2 separate regions of the Homo sapiens genome follow, and region 1 is linked to region 2. A link is a loop called in an ENCODE intact Hi-C map of the cell type or tissue named here. Cell type or tissue: OCI-LY7. All regions are shown on one strand. Links, peaks and the distances in the headings refer to the core of each region. The heading gives the core; the rest is flanking DNA.

Region 1 (8,674 bases), core at 3,747-6,246, 100 kb before region 2:
TAGCAGGGCACAGAGGGAGACCACAGCTGACTGCATTGAGTGATTCAAAGAAGGCAAGACTTGTCTTGGTTTTGAAAGGGAAATAACTGTTTGAAAGATAAGTGGAGGGGAGGGTGTTCAAGTTCAGTGTGAGCAAAGTACAGAGATGTAACATACACAGGCATATCTGGAGACATAAACACGATACCTAAGTGAGAAAGGAAGGTAGATAGGTAAGGGCAAGATCGCTAAGGTAAACTGGTGAAACTCCAGACTACTCAAGACAAAAGGCAAGAAATAACAAGGAGCTCACCTTAGTCAGTAGTAGTAGGAATACAGAGGAGGGGACAGATATGGGAGATGCTACAGTAGCTTAAAGCAATAGTATTTTATGCTTGGCAAAATGAGGGGAAATACAAGTAAACTGTTGTAAGGTTCTTACACCATATGTGATGTGGTATAATATTGTTGGAAAGTAGACTGATTGATTAAAGATTTACATTACAAGCCCTAGATCAACCACAAACAAAACAAAACAAAACACGAAGAGGTAAAACTAATGCTGCGGGTCGTATTGTGTTCCCCAAAACAATATCTCGAAGCCTTTACTCCAGGTCTACGTGAATGTGACGTTATTTGGAAATAAGGTCTTTGCAAATGTAATGAAGTAACATGAGGCCAATATTGGATTAGGGTAGCCCCTAAATCCAATGATTGCTATTTTTATAAGGAAAGAAAGATTTGGAAATGGCAGGCACACACAGAGGGAAGATGGCCATGTGAACACAGAGGCGGAAACTGGAGAGATGCAGCCACAAGCCAATGAACATAGAGGATTAGCGGCAACTAACACAACGTAGGAAAATGCAAGGAAAGATTCTTGCCAAGAGCCTTCAAAGGAAGCATGACCCTGCCAAGGCCTTAATTGTGGACTTCTAGCTTTCAGAACTGTGTATGAATACATTTCTGTTGTTTTGAGACACTCTATGTTAATCTGTTATGGCAGCCTTAGAAACTAATACAGCTAATCATATTAGAAACTAATACAACCAAACATAATAAAATGAAGTAATTAAAAATACTCATCCCAACAGAAGGAAAAAGGGAACAAGAGGATGAACTGAATGCAAATAAAAGGATAGTGGTCATTAAATGTAAATTATAATCCCATGTAAATTAATGATAATTCCATTACATATAAATGGTGTAAAGACTGCAATTAAATGGCAAAGATTGTCACAGCAGATAAAAAAGGACCAGACTACATACTGATACTGTCTATATGAAACTCGTTTTAGACTTAAAGACACAGATATATGAAAAGTAAAAGGATAAAAAACGAAGTATCATGGTAACATTAATCTAAAAGAAAGCTAGACTGGCCAGATTAATATCAAACAGTAAATTTCAGAGCAAAATTAACAAGTCTCAGTAAGGTTTATTCTCATACAAAATCTAATTTACTTTTTTTCCTAAAAGAAAAATGAATATGGTAAATGACTTTCCAATCACATGACACACTTCATATTTTCCACCAACATTCACTAAACACTTGGATTCTGCAGGAAACATTCTGCACTGACTATGATTTCTATAATGATCAGATTTTTTTAATGTTCTTCTCTTTTGTATTTGTAGTGATAAAATTTTGCCTGACATTTTTCCTTGAAGAAAGTAAACATAGCCTGCCACAAAAACTGATATTGACAGAGCCTCAGTGGTTAAGCCTTTTTTTCTCATTAATTCTCCCGATATTTTAGCTCTAGTAATCTAGCCCTAGACAAAAACACTGGTAGCTCACACTCAGGAATGCATGATGTGATGTAGGATTAAAAAAAATAACAGTCTTACTACAAGGATACAAACATTTTTTAAAGTAAAGTCATACAGTATGTAGATAAATTATCTGTTTTTTTGAGACAGAGTCTCGCTCTGTCGCCCAGGCTGGAGTGCAGTGGCACAATCTTGGCTCACTGCAAGCTCCGCCTTTTGGGTTCACGCCATTCTCCTACCTCAGCCTCCTGAGTAGCTGGGACTACAGGCACCCGCCACCACGCCTGGCTAATTTTTTGTATTTTTTAGTAGAGGCGGGGTTTCACCGTGTTAGCCAGGATGGTCTCGATCTCCTGACCTCGTGATCTGCCCGCCTTGGCCTCCCAAAGTGCTGGGATTACAGGCGTGATTCACTGCGCCCAGCCTAAATTATCTGTATTAAACTCCTGCAGCACTGACAAGTAGAAATAACATTTTTGAAAGCTCAGAGAAGTATTTTCCAACATTTGCTTAAGCCTAGAAAAAAGTCTGGCAATCAATAAACATTTGATTAACTTAAATAATGTAACTTTCGGTAAGTTACTTATCATTTCGTGATCTGTAAAATAGAGAAAATAATGGTAATTTATTAACCACCTAAGGAAATCGTAATAATTTACTTTTAAAAAATGATATTGGTGGTCGGACATGGTGGCTCATGCCTGTAATCCCAGCACTTTGGGAGGCCGAGGCGGGTGGATCACCTGAGGTCAAGAGTTTGAAACCTGCCTGACCAACATGGTGAAATCCCATCTCTACTAAAAATACAAAAATTAGCTGGGCATGGTGGCGCATGCCTGTAATCCCAGCTACTTGGGAGGGTGAGACAGTAGAATGGCTTGAACCTGGGAGGTGGAGGTTGCAGTGAGCTGAGATCATGCCACAGTACTCCAGCCTGGGTGACAAAGCAAGACTCACTCCATCTTAAAAAAAAAATGATATTGGTAATTCTTTCTTTGAATAAAGAAGACTAAAAGTACTGTAACAAGGCTTCATGTAACTCTCAATGTAAGGGAGTAACCTCATTTTCTGGAAAACTGAATATTTTCTTTTTATGTACTAAGGCTTGTTTTTAGTCTTTTCTTTTTTAAACCAGCATGTATACAAATATTTCTAAAACGCACTTTAAGTCCCTTGTTTTGTTAAACAAAATATGTCAATATACTTCAACATTTTCTCAATGATCACAGTGGTGACCTAGAATACTAGTGTTTATAGTATTTTGGTTCACAGCATTGGGTTCATGAACTACATGGGGGTCTTCTTCCTAAACTAAGTGGCCATGAGAAATCTTTTGTAGTTGTTGTTTGAGATGGGGTCTCGCTGTGTCGCCCAGGCTGCAGTGCAGTGGTCTGATCTTGGCTCACTGCAGTCTCCACCTCCCGGGTTCCAGCGATTCTCCTGCCTCAGCTCCCCCCACCACCCCAGTAGCAGGGACTACAGGTGTGCACCACCACACGTGGCTAATTTTTGTATTTTTTTTAGTACAGTCAGGGTTTCACCAAGTCGGCCAGGCTGGTCTCGAACTCCTGACCTCAAGTGATCTGCCTGCCTTGGCCTCCCAAAGTGCTGGGATTACAGGCGTGAGCCACAGCACCCAGCCTAGCAATCTTGTTTCTGTACAATTATGGGGCCTGCTGAAGTTCAGTCCTGCTCTCACTGAGTCTACTGTTTTACCATCCTCCCATTTTCTGCTTCTGACATTTGACACCAGAAAGCCAGCAAACCAGGCTTGTTCCAGAACTTTGGGGTGTAGCCTTTTCTATGGTGTAGGGTACATGGACTTCATGATGCCTCTTGGGATTGCTAAGTGTCTAACAATGTTCAATTCTGTCTTCACCACAGCACTATGTTGCTTCGTATTTCTGCATTATAAAATCTGCCTGATAAATAATCCGCTTGTTCCTCTCATATGCTGACAGATTTCTGCATGGTCAATGGAGCTTAGAGTATATAAAATACAAGTCTGGGAGAGTTTCCTTATAGTTCAAATATATAAATTTAATGTTCAAAAGAATGTAATTGTTTCAAGCAACATACTAGTAGACAAGCTGGAACTCACTGATTTCATTTCATTAGTCTCAAATAACAAAGGGTACTTCATAGCATCAAAAGCCAGACCTCACAATAACTTATGTTTTAGTATCTTACAGTATCTCATTATATAAATAATAAAATGACTAGGGTTTTGGTGAGAAGGAAGAGAGAAGAGCCACATGGTATTCAAAGAATGCCAGGAAACCACAAATACTGCATTCTTTTGAACATTAAATATACTTGAACTATAATGGAAACTCTCCCAGACTTACATTTTATATAAATACACTAAGCTCCATTCACTGTGAAGAAAACTGTCGTCATACGGAAGAAAATAAGTTGATTATTTATCAGGCAAAATTTATAACACAAAGTGCTAAATCAGGCACATTGCATTAAACATTATACTGACTATAAACAAGGATAGAAATTACGGAAGTGCATAGCTTTGGAAATTGAGTGAAAATAACAGCATAATTCAACTTTAATTGGATGCCTATAGATGAAACAATAATTGACTCTTAACTGTAACTCCAAGATATTTTATGACTATAACATTTTCTAAGTAATCTACTTGAAAAATACCTCATTGACTCATCAAATCCTATCTTTAAAATGTTACCCTCGTTCCAAGAAAATCACATGCATACACTAGAATGAAATGACTTGTCAAATATAATTTGAATCCAGTAAAACAAAAAAAGCATTAATCTGTACTTTCTCATTAATAGCAAGATAATTTTCCAAGTGAAACACACACAATACAATACACATTTGTTGAGACTCCCCAATGGCTCCCACTTGTCTTTCCAACCTTCATATCCTTCCACAGGCCTTTGCAGAGGAATCCCTTCCGACTATCAGTCTCTGAAGAATTCTCACACTTCCTGACACCACACCTCTACTCAGGGTGCTCTGCCCTCCCTACTTGGGACTATTGTGTCTCCTCACCCAAGTCTTATTGGAACATCTTTCCAGGTCCTTCATAACTGCTCTATTTCCCAAGAAGCCTTCTTGGGGCAGAAATAATCCCTCCTTGCTCTCACCCCCATGGTACTCAGCACCTGGTACTCTCATGTGCGACTTCTATGCTCTGGGTTTTCTCACAGCACACATGGCTTACTAACTGCCTATCTCCCAACCACACACAGGAAGCTCTTAAGGCCAAGTAGCACCACTGTATGTCCACAGAAACTAGCACAAAGACTGTGCACATACAAATTAATTGCAAACCACATCGTGAAAATCCTAAGCATAAAGAAAGAAAAAGGTCATATTTTAATCACCATCTAATACAGAACAGTTTCTTAAGGCCTCTCTGTAATAATTTTAAAGTTAAGGGGAAAATGCTTGGCTCAGTCCACTCCGTATAAACTCCTTAAACATTAACTAGTAATTTTAAAAGCATGAAATGACTTTCTCCCCTGGGGCTTTATATAGAACCATAATAACCGCAACACGAGCTTCAGGACTCTGCAATTGCCTGATACTAAAGTCCCACTGTGAGATTCCACGTGGTGGCTTGTTATCAGCCTTACATAGAACAAATGTGGTCAGCCAAAAATTTACTGTGGGGCTCAAAAACATTTTAGGGGCTCATACAAGCTTAGGGCCTTGACATTTAAGTGATAACTGAGAGGCATGCACTGATAGAAAATCCTCAGAGACTCAGAAGAGTTTTAAACAATGCAGTTGTACATTTTTATAGGGCACATGTTCTGAAACCTCAAAAATAGATATGTAAATGTCATCTGAAGCTGTGTCATTTTTACTTAATTTTTGGCATAACCTGTCGCCTCAAAAAGTCTTTGTGGCTTGTGTATGGCAGGCAAACGGTGTCAGATGCACTTCCAAAGTGCCATGAGGCGTGGACTGGACGTCAGCTCTGCTTTGCACGTGCAATTCCTGCCTGCAGAACTGCAGCTAGCATCTGCTGCCTCTGGCATCTGCTGCCTCTGGATGAGCCTCTATTTGGAAAGTGGGAATTATTTTTTCTTCCACATCCAAGACCAGCAGAGTAGCTTTCAATCCCAGTCAACTGCTCTTTGCCGCAGAAATCAATATAAGCAACAGAGGAAAAAAACAATAAAGGGGCTAAGCCTCCAAAATCTTGCATTTTCCCTTGGCTCGGGCAAAGGTCCCCTCATTTCTTTCAAGAACACCAGAGGCAAGAGTTTGAGGTGGGGGCCGCAGGAGCACGTACCACAAGACCTTCTTACTGAGCCACAATCTGCAGCTAACTCTTGGTCAATCTGTGCAGTGGAGAAGCGGCACACAACATATCAAAATCTAGTTAAAAAATAAAACAAAACCCCTCATGGTCACATCTTTGTTCAAACTATCTTACTAGAGCTCGTGCTTCCAAAGAATCAGATAGACTCATTTGAGAGTCTACTCTAAATCTTGCCCTCCCCTGTAGCTGGAATGGTCCCTAAACAGCTCTGAGATGGCCAGAGAATACCAGTGGAAACAGCTAGTAACAGCCACTTCCTACCTCTGTAGGGTTCTACCAAATACTTGCACATACCTTGTCTTATTTGGTCATTTTCCACAGTGTGGGATACCATAGGTGTGACCATTTTCTCAGCTGAGAAAAGGGAGGCTCAGGGAGTGCACAGAGAAATATACAACGGAATAGGTCCAGGAAGTGCCAGATCTCGAGGTCAAACCATGATACTAATAATTACCCTCGACTGCCTCTGTTGTAAGCCACCATATTCAATCTTTTGATAGACAGAGAAATGGGAGACTCAAACAAGTGACAGAGACAGAACCGGGGGTTTCACACAAGGTCTCACAGAGCCTACAGCCTGAATTCCGTCTCAGCCTAGGAACCCTCTGCAAAATCCAGATGTTTTGCCTTCAGGCCCAGCTGGCCTTCGACCACAGAGCACTCACAAAGTGCAGCAGGGCCCCGCTGGGAGGCCCCACTCCACTCCGAGTGCTGCTTCTAACTGCAGCCCCCGCACGGCAGCCCGCCACCCAACTGACTGCTCTGGGCTATTTATGAGATGGTCCCTGCTCTCGGGAGACGTCCCTCTTTGGATTATTCATCCTCTCCTCACCCCCAAAGCAGCAAAACCAGCACACGCCGTCCCCCCAGCGTCAAGCCCCACTCCAGGGTTTGCAGGCAGCTGCCTCCCTCTCCGCCCCCTCTTTTAGAGACAGTCAGGGCTCCAGACTCTCCGCTGGGCTCTGTGCTGAATGTTACCCTTTGTCTCAGAACCCTGGGCTGGCTCTGACGGCTGGAAAGCCTGAACAACAATGATGAATCAGAGTATTTATTTTTGAGGTTTTCTCCAAGCTGCCTCTTCATCAGCTCTGAAATAGCAGCATTCAAGCTGCCACAGACACTTCCCGAAGTTTGCTGGCCTAGGGTTCCCAATGGGGAAAACATCACCTCCCTGGCAACAAACACAACAGCCTCCTAACACCCCTTCTGCAGGAGAGGCACCAACTGCATCTCTCCAAAAGACGGGTGGCCTACATGTTTAAATTGATTTTCGAAATTATTTTCAAATCCCTCGGGTTGCGTGAGCAAGGGTGGATTTCTATTTCTAAGTGTGGTGACCTTTTCTAAAACTGTTTTATGCTTTTCACTCTTCTGTGATTGGTGCCACCTAGGACTGCACACTGCATTCATTTGGTGTGTCTGAGTGAGCTGTTTAATCCAGAACAAGGAAACTCATCCCTTCAAATCTGAATTAAAGAAGCATCTCTCTGGGTACGATGAGGTTTTCTGATGTAAAACTCTCATCTAAAAGTTAGCCATTCTTATTAAGATTGAAACCTTAGGCCGGGCGCGGTGCTTACGCCTGTAATCCCAGAACTTTGGGAGGCCAAGGCGGGCAGATCACAAATCAGGTGATCGAGACTATCCTGGCTAACACAGTGAAACCCCATCTCTACTAAAAATAAAAAAAAATTAGCTGGATGTGGTGGCGGGCGCCTGTAGTCCCAGCTACTCAGGAGGCTGAGGCAGGAGAATGGCGTGAACCTGAGAGGCGGAGCTTGCAGTGAGCCGAGATCACGCCACTGCAATCCAGCCTGGAGGACAGAGCAAGACTCCATCTCAAAAAAAAAAAAAAGATTTCAAAGCTTAAATTAAATGAATTTAATGAAATAACTAGCCTTGCAAAAGGGAAACGTAAGAATAACTCACAAATTAGAAAAGTATTGTTTCTTGCTGTGCTGCTTGATGGCTTGTCACAGCAGAACAATATCCTCCACCCAAAGCGTTTATTTACACACATACACTCAGCCTGACGTTTAAGAGTGCAAAGGAGTTTTTAAAAAAGGCAGCTGGGGAAAAAACAAGAGTGAAAATCTGAGGACACCACACAGAAATACAATGATGTCTACACATGAAACTCAGTCTCCAATAAAAAATGTTTTAGTACATTTGCCTGTGAACAGATGAGCTTTGGTAAGTGTTGAGATCAGAAGGGAGTGGACTGTTCTTTTCATCACAGTTCCGAAGATAAAAGGAGAAGTACAGACTGCTGATAAAAGTCTGGCAGCATAACTGTTAATATGCCTATGCCTTCGATGAGGGCCTCAGATACCGGGGCTCAGGAGACAGCATGTGGTCAGCAGAAATGGCGATGCTGTTCTCCCTGGGATGGCCCTCCTGGGTCCTCTGGGCACATTACACTGTCAGGTAGTTTGCTAACTGGAATGCTTTCTGGCTAAGAGCAGAATTCTGTTTTGCTACGGTACTCATTCCAACCTATGAAGGTTATCCTCAAATCCCAAATGCCACTAATGCCCATCACTGGAACTGGACAGTACTGCCCACAAGGGATGAGAATAAAAACAGCTGCCATTTACTAACTGCTGGAGATCC
Region 2 (8,674 bases), core at 2,415-4,914:
TTCAATTAGGCCTGTGCCCTAAGAATGGGGGAGTTCCTCCTTATTGCTCATTAGGAAGCCTTCTACTCCGAGGTAATTCTTCTGAATGGCCTCTGGCCTCCAATGCTTGGACTCTCCAGTGTCAGGATCAGCCTGGATCAGCTGTTCCCAGCCAGCCTTGGTATGTGAATCCCGGATGCCATTTGGAGTGGGACAGAGCTCAGTTTTCACTCTCATTTGCTTGCAGCCCTCCCTGGGTTTCTCATCTGGAAACACTCCTGGTCAAGTGGAGACTCCATTAAACCACAGAGAGCTCCCGCTGAAGGGAACCAGAGAGACAGTGACACAGGCTTTATTCAGAAGTCCCACCGTAGGGGGGATAGCTCAGGGGTAGAGCATTTGACTGCAGAAGTCCCACCCTGGGTCAATGTCAAGGACATGACATCCAAAGGCGACATCTGGATGACAAATTCGGGGCAGGGACATGTTGCTACAAACTCCATCCAGTACCTATGTGTTTAGCAGAGCAAAGGGCCCATAAGGTCAGTGAGGGAGTCTGTATGTGTGAGAGTGTGTGTGTGTTGTGTGTTGTGTTCTGATTAGTGGGGAAAGGTGTTAACTCTAGAAACTGAGTGGGATTTTCTAAAATGCTAAGAAAAGAAACAAGCAGGGAAGAAAATTATATTTTGCTCTTAGAAGCTTTATTGTCTCCACCAGGTGCAAACAAGGGCTTCAGAAGTGGGAGTATCTTTTGACAAATAATTCACAATCACAACTGCTAAAATTAACTCTTACACAGGCAGACAACGAGGGGAAGATTCTCCCCGAAATTCATTGCCAACACACTTCTCCAAATCCACTGAACCTCAGCCTCAAAGATAAGCCTTGTGACACCCCCACCCTAACTCAAGGAAACTGCAAACCTGATAACATGCAGTATTTTACACTCCAGGAAAAGGGATGTTCCCTGGAAGGTCATAAAGAAGGAGGGCTCTGAGTCCTGAGCCCTCATATGCCTTAAGCAGCCTAGCTCTGAGAATTGCTCCAAGGAACTATCTGACGATAGGTCTCTGAGAATCCACACCCCCAGCCATCATAGATGTACCTCCAAGAAATAAAAGGCGGCCCATTAAACTATGACAGGCCATCATGTAAGACACCTCTGGATTCCAGAACGTTGAACTATGAAAGCACACACATCTGGGATTCCATGAGAGTTGGTGGCAAGCCAGTTTCTCTCTATCTGAAGTGCCTTGACTACAGGAACTAGACCCTGTTCAACTCTTTATTCAGAACCTGTAGAGCCAGGTCAGCACCCAGGGAGCCCTCAGCAAACACATTCCTGATAACTTGGATGGTATGACATCTCGCGCCTTTGAATCCATGAGTATTTACTCAGCTTTGTGCTAACACCAGTACTAGGAACTGGCATTTGAGTCACAATTATCTTGTCAGGTTTTATCCTTATCATCCCCCAATTACAGAATGAGAAACTGAGACTCAGAAAAAGACTCAACAGCCTTCTGAGGCTCGTGAGGCGGAGGGCACAGGTCTCAACTCAAGTCTGCCCAGGTCCGAAGCCATCATTAGATTTCCTGACCGCCTGCGTTTCTGGGTTAAGTCTGTGCTCAGATGTAGCGGGTATCCATTCACACACTTTTCCTCCTCCCTTGGTACCTTGCCAGCCTAATTCACTGCCTCTGCAAGCAGAGAACATTCTTTTTCATTAGGTGTGGGTGGTCAGGAATTTAATATTAGCTAACTTCTCCCCCTGCCCTTTCCTCCATCCTCTGCGGTCTTTACTTCTCTCATTAAATGGGCCACACATGTCATCGTGAGGACTACCATTCAGTAGCAAGTCATTTACCAAGGGCCTGTCCCGTTTCAGGGCAGGCAGCACAGCAGGCTGTGTGTGGACTCAGTTTCATAGAGCCCAACATGCCACCATGTCACTCACCATAACAGACATTTACCTGCAGCTGAAGAAAAGGGTATCATGCACTGAGTGGGTTATTTATTGAGTCAAGTTCATTCTTCCATAAACTCTCATGGGCACACTCTACAGCCAGAGCAAACGGGCTTCCTGTTTAATACACAACGACATCTAAGAAGCCTCACTTTATTTCTTAGCCTCTAGTTTCCAAGGCTACACTTCTTTCCAAGAGTAACAAATGCCAACAACCTCATCATAGTTTTCCCCTAAGTTACTTCCCATTCATTATTTTCTAGCCTCCAGTTAGAATGCAGCTGGTGAGGGACTGGCCCCCTCATCATTATAACATTGAACAGACAGGCATAGAAACAATTCAGAAAGAGCAGTCCCAGCATCAAACCAGAACCAGAAGGTCTTGATTCCAGACCCTCATGGACCACTTGCAGCAAATGGGGCAAAAGTTTCTGAACACCTCTGAGCTTCAGCTGTTTGTCTATAAAATAAGGTTTCTACTAACCAACGGGAGTCCAAGAGATCAAATGAGATATGATGTGTGTAGCTGCACAAACGTCAGATGATAACCAAAAAAGGGACGATGGCCAGGGCTCCTGCCAGAGTCACCTCGTGTTCAGGTCAACAATGGCAGCGTTTATGGTTCCCAAAAGGTGAGAACAGTTACCGGCTCTGAGGCAAACAGGGATCCAGGAATTGCTCATAACCACTCAATTCTGGAAGTTATCTCAAAAGAGAGAAAAGTGTGTCCATGTATGTAAGAAAAGGCAAAAAATGGATATGAAACACAAACACCTGACAAATGAGTACTTACATGTGCTATGGGTTGGGGTTCAAGGGTAAACAACAAAACAGCCCCTGGCCTCGCTAAGCTTGCAGTCTAATGGGAGAGGTGAACATGAATTAAATAATTATCAAACAAAATTCTGCATTACAGCTGGGATGGAGGCTATGAAGAAAAAGTGTGGGTGATGAGGAGAGGCGGCTGGAGACGCAGGGCAGCTGATGATACAGGGCCTTGTAGGCCAGTTTAAGGATCCTGGACTTCATCCTAGAAGCAATGGGAAGCCTTTAAATGATTACAGGCAGAAAGCGTGGGGTGGAGCTGGGAATGCTAAAGATCACTCTCTGAAGTGGAAAAGAGATTGAAGGAGGGAGGGGGCCAGGAATGGGTACAGGGAGGCCAGGTGAGGAGCTGGGGGACTGTAACATCATGATGTTACAGGCAGGTGCAGTGGCTCACGCCTGTAATCCCAGCACTTTGGGAGGCCTGGGTGGGTGGATCACTTGAGGTCAGGAGTTCAAGACCAGCCTGGCCAGTATGAAACCCTGTCTCAACTAAAAAAAAAAAAAATCAGCCAGGCATGGCAGGCACCTGTAGCCCCAGCTACTTGGGAGGCTGAGGCAGGAGAATCGCTTGAATCCAGGAGGCAGAGGTCACAGTCAGTTAAGATCGTGCCACTGCACTCACACCTGGCAACAGAGCGAGACTCCATCTCAAAGAAAAAAAAAAGAGAGAGAGACTAACATCATGATGAAAAACATGATGCTATATAAAAAATATCCCTTGGCAGAGTTGGGGCCCTAAAGCCAAACTGTCTGGAACCTGGGCACAGTCCTGTGTGATATTTCCATCTGTCCGCCCGTCCATCCATCCACCCACATTTATTAGTGGAGTGAAATGCCGTGGTATAAACATCTCTGGGACCATCACCCAGAGAGGACACCATTAGCATCTATTATGGTATAAATATACATACGTCATAGCTTTCAGAAGGTCTAAGAGGAAAAATCATTTCAGTGTAAATTAAATGTTCCTTGTCTTCACCTGAAAAAAAAAGTATTATTTTGAGAACAAAAACATGAAAACTGGCTACAGGTTGAAAAAACCGCACAGCAGCTATCCGTGCCTCCTTTAGAAAGGGGATCACAGGCATTGACTTCCACTCAGAGGAGGTGCACAGACGTCCCCAGTGTGCCCAGAAACCACCTGAAGAGGAGAAGCAGCTCTGAGACGAGAGTCGTATGAAGATGTACAAAAATAAACATTTTCAAGGGTTTTCAAATACATGAGCAAACAGATGGGGTTTCAGTTCATTTTTAGAAACAGAAGCAGACTTTGAAGTGAAAGGGGAAGTAGGTTCCCCCTCAGGGATCCACGATCTCCCTCCACTTAGGAAAGAGGAGATGGCCAGAACTGTGAGCTTAAGAGCACCCCAATCTTTTTTTTTTTTTGGAAACAGGGCGTTGTTCTGTCGTCCAAGCTGGAATGCAGAGGTGTGATCACAGCTCACTGCAATCTCGAACTCCTGGCCTCAGGCCATCCTTCTGCCTCAGCCTCCTGAGGAGCTTGGCACCACAGGCACGTACCATCATGCCTAGCTAATTTACTTTTTTTTTTTTTTTTTTTTTTTTTTGGAGACAGAGTTTCGCTTTGTCTCCCAGGCTGGAGTGCAGTGCCGCGATCTGGGCTCAATGCAACATCCGTCTCCCGGGTCCAAGGAATTCTCATGCCTCAGCCTCTTGAGTAGCTGGGATTACAGGTGCCTGCTACCACGCCCGGCTAATTTTTTGTATTTTTAGTAGAGACAGGGTTCACCATGTTGCCAGGCTGATCTCAAACTCCTAAGCTCAGGCAATCCACCCGCCTCAGCCTCCCAAAATGCTGGGATTACAGGCATGAGCCACCATACCCGGCCCTGACTAATTTACTTTTCATTGAGATGGGGTCTTACGGTGTTGCCAGGGCTGGTCTCAAACTCCTGGGCTCAAGCAATCCTCCCATCTCAGCCTCCCAAAGTGCTGGGGTTCCCGGCCTGAGTCATCATGCCCAACCAATCTTTTAAGTGCTGGGATCTTGAAGAGTGTCCCTCACTGGCTCTCACTAGCCCACCCTCGGTCTGTGGGTTGTCCAGGCCTCAAAAAAGCCCCCTTGACCACCAGTCCCAGACTAGGTAACACCCCGGTTGTATGCACTTCCAGCATCCTATAGTTCTCCTGCCTGTCACTCACTGCCGCTGTGGCTCTGTCACTATTTGAGGATTTCCTGAATACCCATCTCTCTGCTACACTCTAAGCTCTGAAGGGGCAGGGGCCTCTTCTTGTCAGCAAAGTCTATCTTAGGACTCTAGAAATAGAAAGCAGGAGATGGAGACATGTGCTGACTTCCCGAATAACCCAATTCATTCAAAGTAATTATGTTTATAAAATACAGAGAGAAGAAACAAATGAACATTGGCTATACGTTAGGCACCACACTCTTCAGGTACAAAGGATCAGGAGTCCTTTCCGTCCTGTAGCTTTAGGGAACTGGTGGGGGGCTCTTAAAACCATGGGGTCTGGACTCATTTTGGGCTATTTTTATTCGCCTTGTCAGTCACTTGAGTTTAATCAATTCAATGTGGTCATAATCACTGAGAAGTCAATGACTTGGATCTAGGATTTTAGGACTTGGTGTTTCTGGCATTTCATAGGAAATAAATAAATCAAAGCCTACAGTAAGCAACCTTCTTAATACATCTTGGAAGGGGGGAAAACCCCAAGACCCTTATTTAGGATGAATATATTAATACAATACAAAGCACCCAACTTCTTTCTGGGAATGACTTAGGAAATCCATCAGCAGAAGGAGACAGTTGCACTTATTATGGGATTTCTAGGGCATGGGGGCGCAAAGACCAAAAAGAGTCTTGTTTTACTTTTCAAAACATGGAAATGCTGATTCCCTTTCTCTGCTTATGCTATCCAGGTCCTTAAGGTAAAATGCACAAAAGGTTTTCTTGGCAAATGATGAAAAATAGTGCTTCTTGCCAAAACGAACATCAGCAAAAGACCATGCGCCATGACCTATAGTATCCTTTGACAAAATGCAGATAAGCAGAGACCCCAGGCACCCTATTTTGCAACTGTGGTCCTCTACAAACCTCCAACGTGAAGGATCTCAAACTGTAAAGCACAGAGGACAACGAGGAGCCCTGTAAGAGCTGCAGAGCTATTTGAGAGACACGTATTTTGGAAAAGGACAGTAATAGGCCAGCCTATGCCATTTGTGGAAATGGTAGAGCAACATAATTTTTTTCACCTGTATAATGTGGGTAAAAGGCCGGGCACGATGGCTCATGCCTGTAATCCCAGCACTTCGGGAGGGCAAGGCAGGCAGATCACAAGGTCAGGAGTTCGAGACCAGCCTGGCCAATATGCTGAAACCCTGTCTCTACTAAAAAATACAAAAATTAGCCAGGTATGGTGGTGCACACCTGTAGTCCCAGCTACTCGGGAGGCTGAGGCAGAAGAGTCACTTGAACCTGGGAGGCGGAGGTTGCAGTGAGCTGAGATTGTGCCACTGCACTCCAGCCTGGACAACAAAGCAAGACTCTGTCTCAATAAAAAAAAGAAAGAAAAGAAAAGTGGGTAACAGTAGTATTTAATGTAGTACAGGCTGTTGGGAGGGTTGAATGAAATTAAACAAGACACAGAATATAAAGCGCTCAGTACAGTGCCTTATGCACTGAGGTCTTCAAGAAATGTCAGTTACTGCTGACAATAATGATGACAGGCCATTATTCCTACCACTGTTGAGAGGGGATGTTTCATTCCCTGTTCTCCCCTCAATCACTGATATGGTTTGGCTGTGTCCCCACCCAAATTTCATCTTGAATTGTAGTTCCCATAATCCCCACATGTCGTAGGAGGGACTAGGCAGAGATAATTGAATCATGGGGGGCAGTATCCCCCATCCTGTTCTCGTGAGAGTTAGTTTCTCACAAGAGCTGATGGTTTTATAAGGGGCTTCCCCCTTCACTGAGCACTCGTTCATTCTCCTTCCTGCTGCGCTGTAAAGAAGGACATGTTTGCTTCCCCTTCCACCATGATTGTGAGTTTCCTGAGGCCTCCCCAGCCATGCAGAACCATGAATCAATTAAACCTCTTTCCTTTATAAAGTACCTGGTCTCAGGTAGTATCTTTGCAGCAATATGAGAACAGACTAATACAATCATCTTCTCTTTTTACTCTGTTTTAAATGAAATAACCGGTTCTTAAAAATAATGTTCCACGAATGCTCAAAGCCAACTCAACAGAGTTTTCAAACAACTTGTTTCCTAAAGCTCTCCATTATTCGAGCTTTTTATGGCCAGGAAAAAGCCCAGTTGGGTGTTCACAGGTTTGGGCTCCCAATCTCACACCACTCAACTCATTTCACAAGGGCACGTGTCCAGACATCATCAACTGGAAATATGAGAGCTACCCATGGCAAGAGACACTGAAATGCCGGAATTCGCCCTTTACCTACTGAGCTGCTTTGCTGATAGAGGAACTGAAAGAATACAGTTCCTCAGGACTGTCACTGCCAAGCAAGTGCGGGGTCCCAAGGTCACCAGATCCTTTAATCCTGCAGGTCTTTCTCAACCGCAGTCACACAAGATGAAGGGCAGGGAGAAGGGGGACCCGTTCAGAACAGAGACCCCTCAGCTCTTCTGCTGCCTGAGCCCTGTTCTTTCAGGACATTGTTCCCCATCCTCTTTGAGGGTTTGGGAGTTTCTCTTTTCCACACACACCCACCCCCCAAACCCCACCAGACTGTATAAAGGGCACAGTAGCACCTAGTCCAGAATCCTTGAGTATACTTGCAAAATCACTTATTTACTCCTGGTATCCAAATATGAAGAGAACCTGTTAAAAGGTATTTATAGACATAAGTGAGTTCTTAGAAAGGATGTGCAGAAAACTAAGCAGAAACAGAGACGGAGATGAGTTCACCTATGAGGGTTTGAACTGTCTAAGGAAATATCCAACTCATTTTTGCTAATCTCCAGTTTGAAGCCGCCCCCGCCCCACCCACCCCCCGCTCAAAAAAAAAAAGGAAACTTGAAACAACTACCCAGTTGCTTCTGGGACCCACAGCATCCTGACTCAGGTTTCTCTAGGGTTTCCTGTTCCTAAATTGTGTCTGCTCGGGGGACTGCCAAGCAAGCAGGCAGGTCCTCTGGCTCTGGGGCTCTGCTCCCACCAAAAGACACCCTATCTGTCAGTGAGAAAAAGCAAATTCTTTGTAAACTGTTTCCAAAAGTTATGTTTCCTGGGAGACAAGACCTCTTTAAAATAAAAGCTTTTTAAAACTCCCTGAGTTACTTCTTTCCCAATGCTTAGAAGCAGTATGAATAAGAAACTTATCATTTGAAAAACAAAACAAAATGCTGGAAGTTTCTTAAGGTTTGAGAAGCATCGACATTTATACCAGTCACAGGCAGATATTTATTATGATGGAGAAAACCTGTTCTCAGCCTGTGCCTTCCCCTGGATCCAGATTTCTCCACCACTGCACACATCTGCCCACCATTGTTTGCCAAAAAAGGTCCTCTCCACCTGCTCAGCAGGGCCTTTCTCCTCTGTGTTCCCCATGCTGCCAACTCCCTACCTGGTCTCCCACATGCATTCCTGCCTGCATTTGTATTTCTAATTTCTTGCCCTCTATTAGTTCTCTTTGTATAGCTTTTAAATTCTTAACTCCTGGCTTCGTTTGCTCTGCTGCCTCTTCTAAGCACCACTCCATCTTTTTCCTATAATCTCCCATCACGGTTCCCATATCCCATAAACTCTGGCTTCTCAATCATCCCACAGCTGAACGGCTCTAGCATGTTTAATAATATTCAAGCCTAATCAGTGGTACATTATGTTAGCCTCAATTTTCACTTAATTCTCATTGTATCTGACTTATACGACATCTTTAAAAAAAATTCTCCTTCCTCGGTT

The links. Peaks named below come from ENCODE experiments on the same cell type or tissue, not always from the same donor. Only the 100,000 strongest peaks of a DNase experiment are listed, where the experiment ranks them.
Region 1: it touches region 2 in a loop (7-fold over the local background); 3 of 110 quality-filtered maps call a loop at or near these places.

The regions. Positions count from the first base shown.
Region 1 is chr17:66,538,650-66,547,323 of GRCh38, reverse strand. All of the region lies in intron 3 of PRKCA (protein kinase C alpha), which reads right to left. Among named protein-coding and RNA genes, the nearest start is that of PRKCA-AS1, 130 kb to the right of the region's middle. RefSeq lists a silencer at 4,844-4,893. In OCI-LY7, for the core only: no CTCF peak of the experiment used is centred there; DNase peaks (open chromatin) are centred at 4,953 and 5,653; H3K4me3 peaks cover 700 bases; H3K27ac peaks cover 1,897 bases.
Region 2 is chr17:66,436,830-66,445,503 of GRCh38, reverse strand. The region is part of intron 2 of PRKCA (protein kinase C alpha); the gene reads right to left. Among named protein-coding and RNA genes, the nearest start is that of PRKCA-AS1, 24 kb to the right of the region's middle. RefSeq lists an enhancer at 3,840-4,039 and a silencer at 7,707-7,907. In OCI-LY7, for the core only: no CTCF peak of the experiment used is centred there; DNase peaks (open chromatin) are centred at 3,343 and 3,953; H3K4me3 peaks cover 2,500 bases; H3K27ac peaks cover 2,500 bases.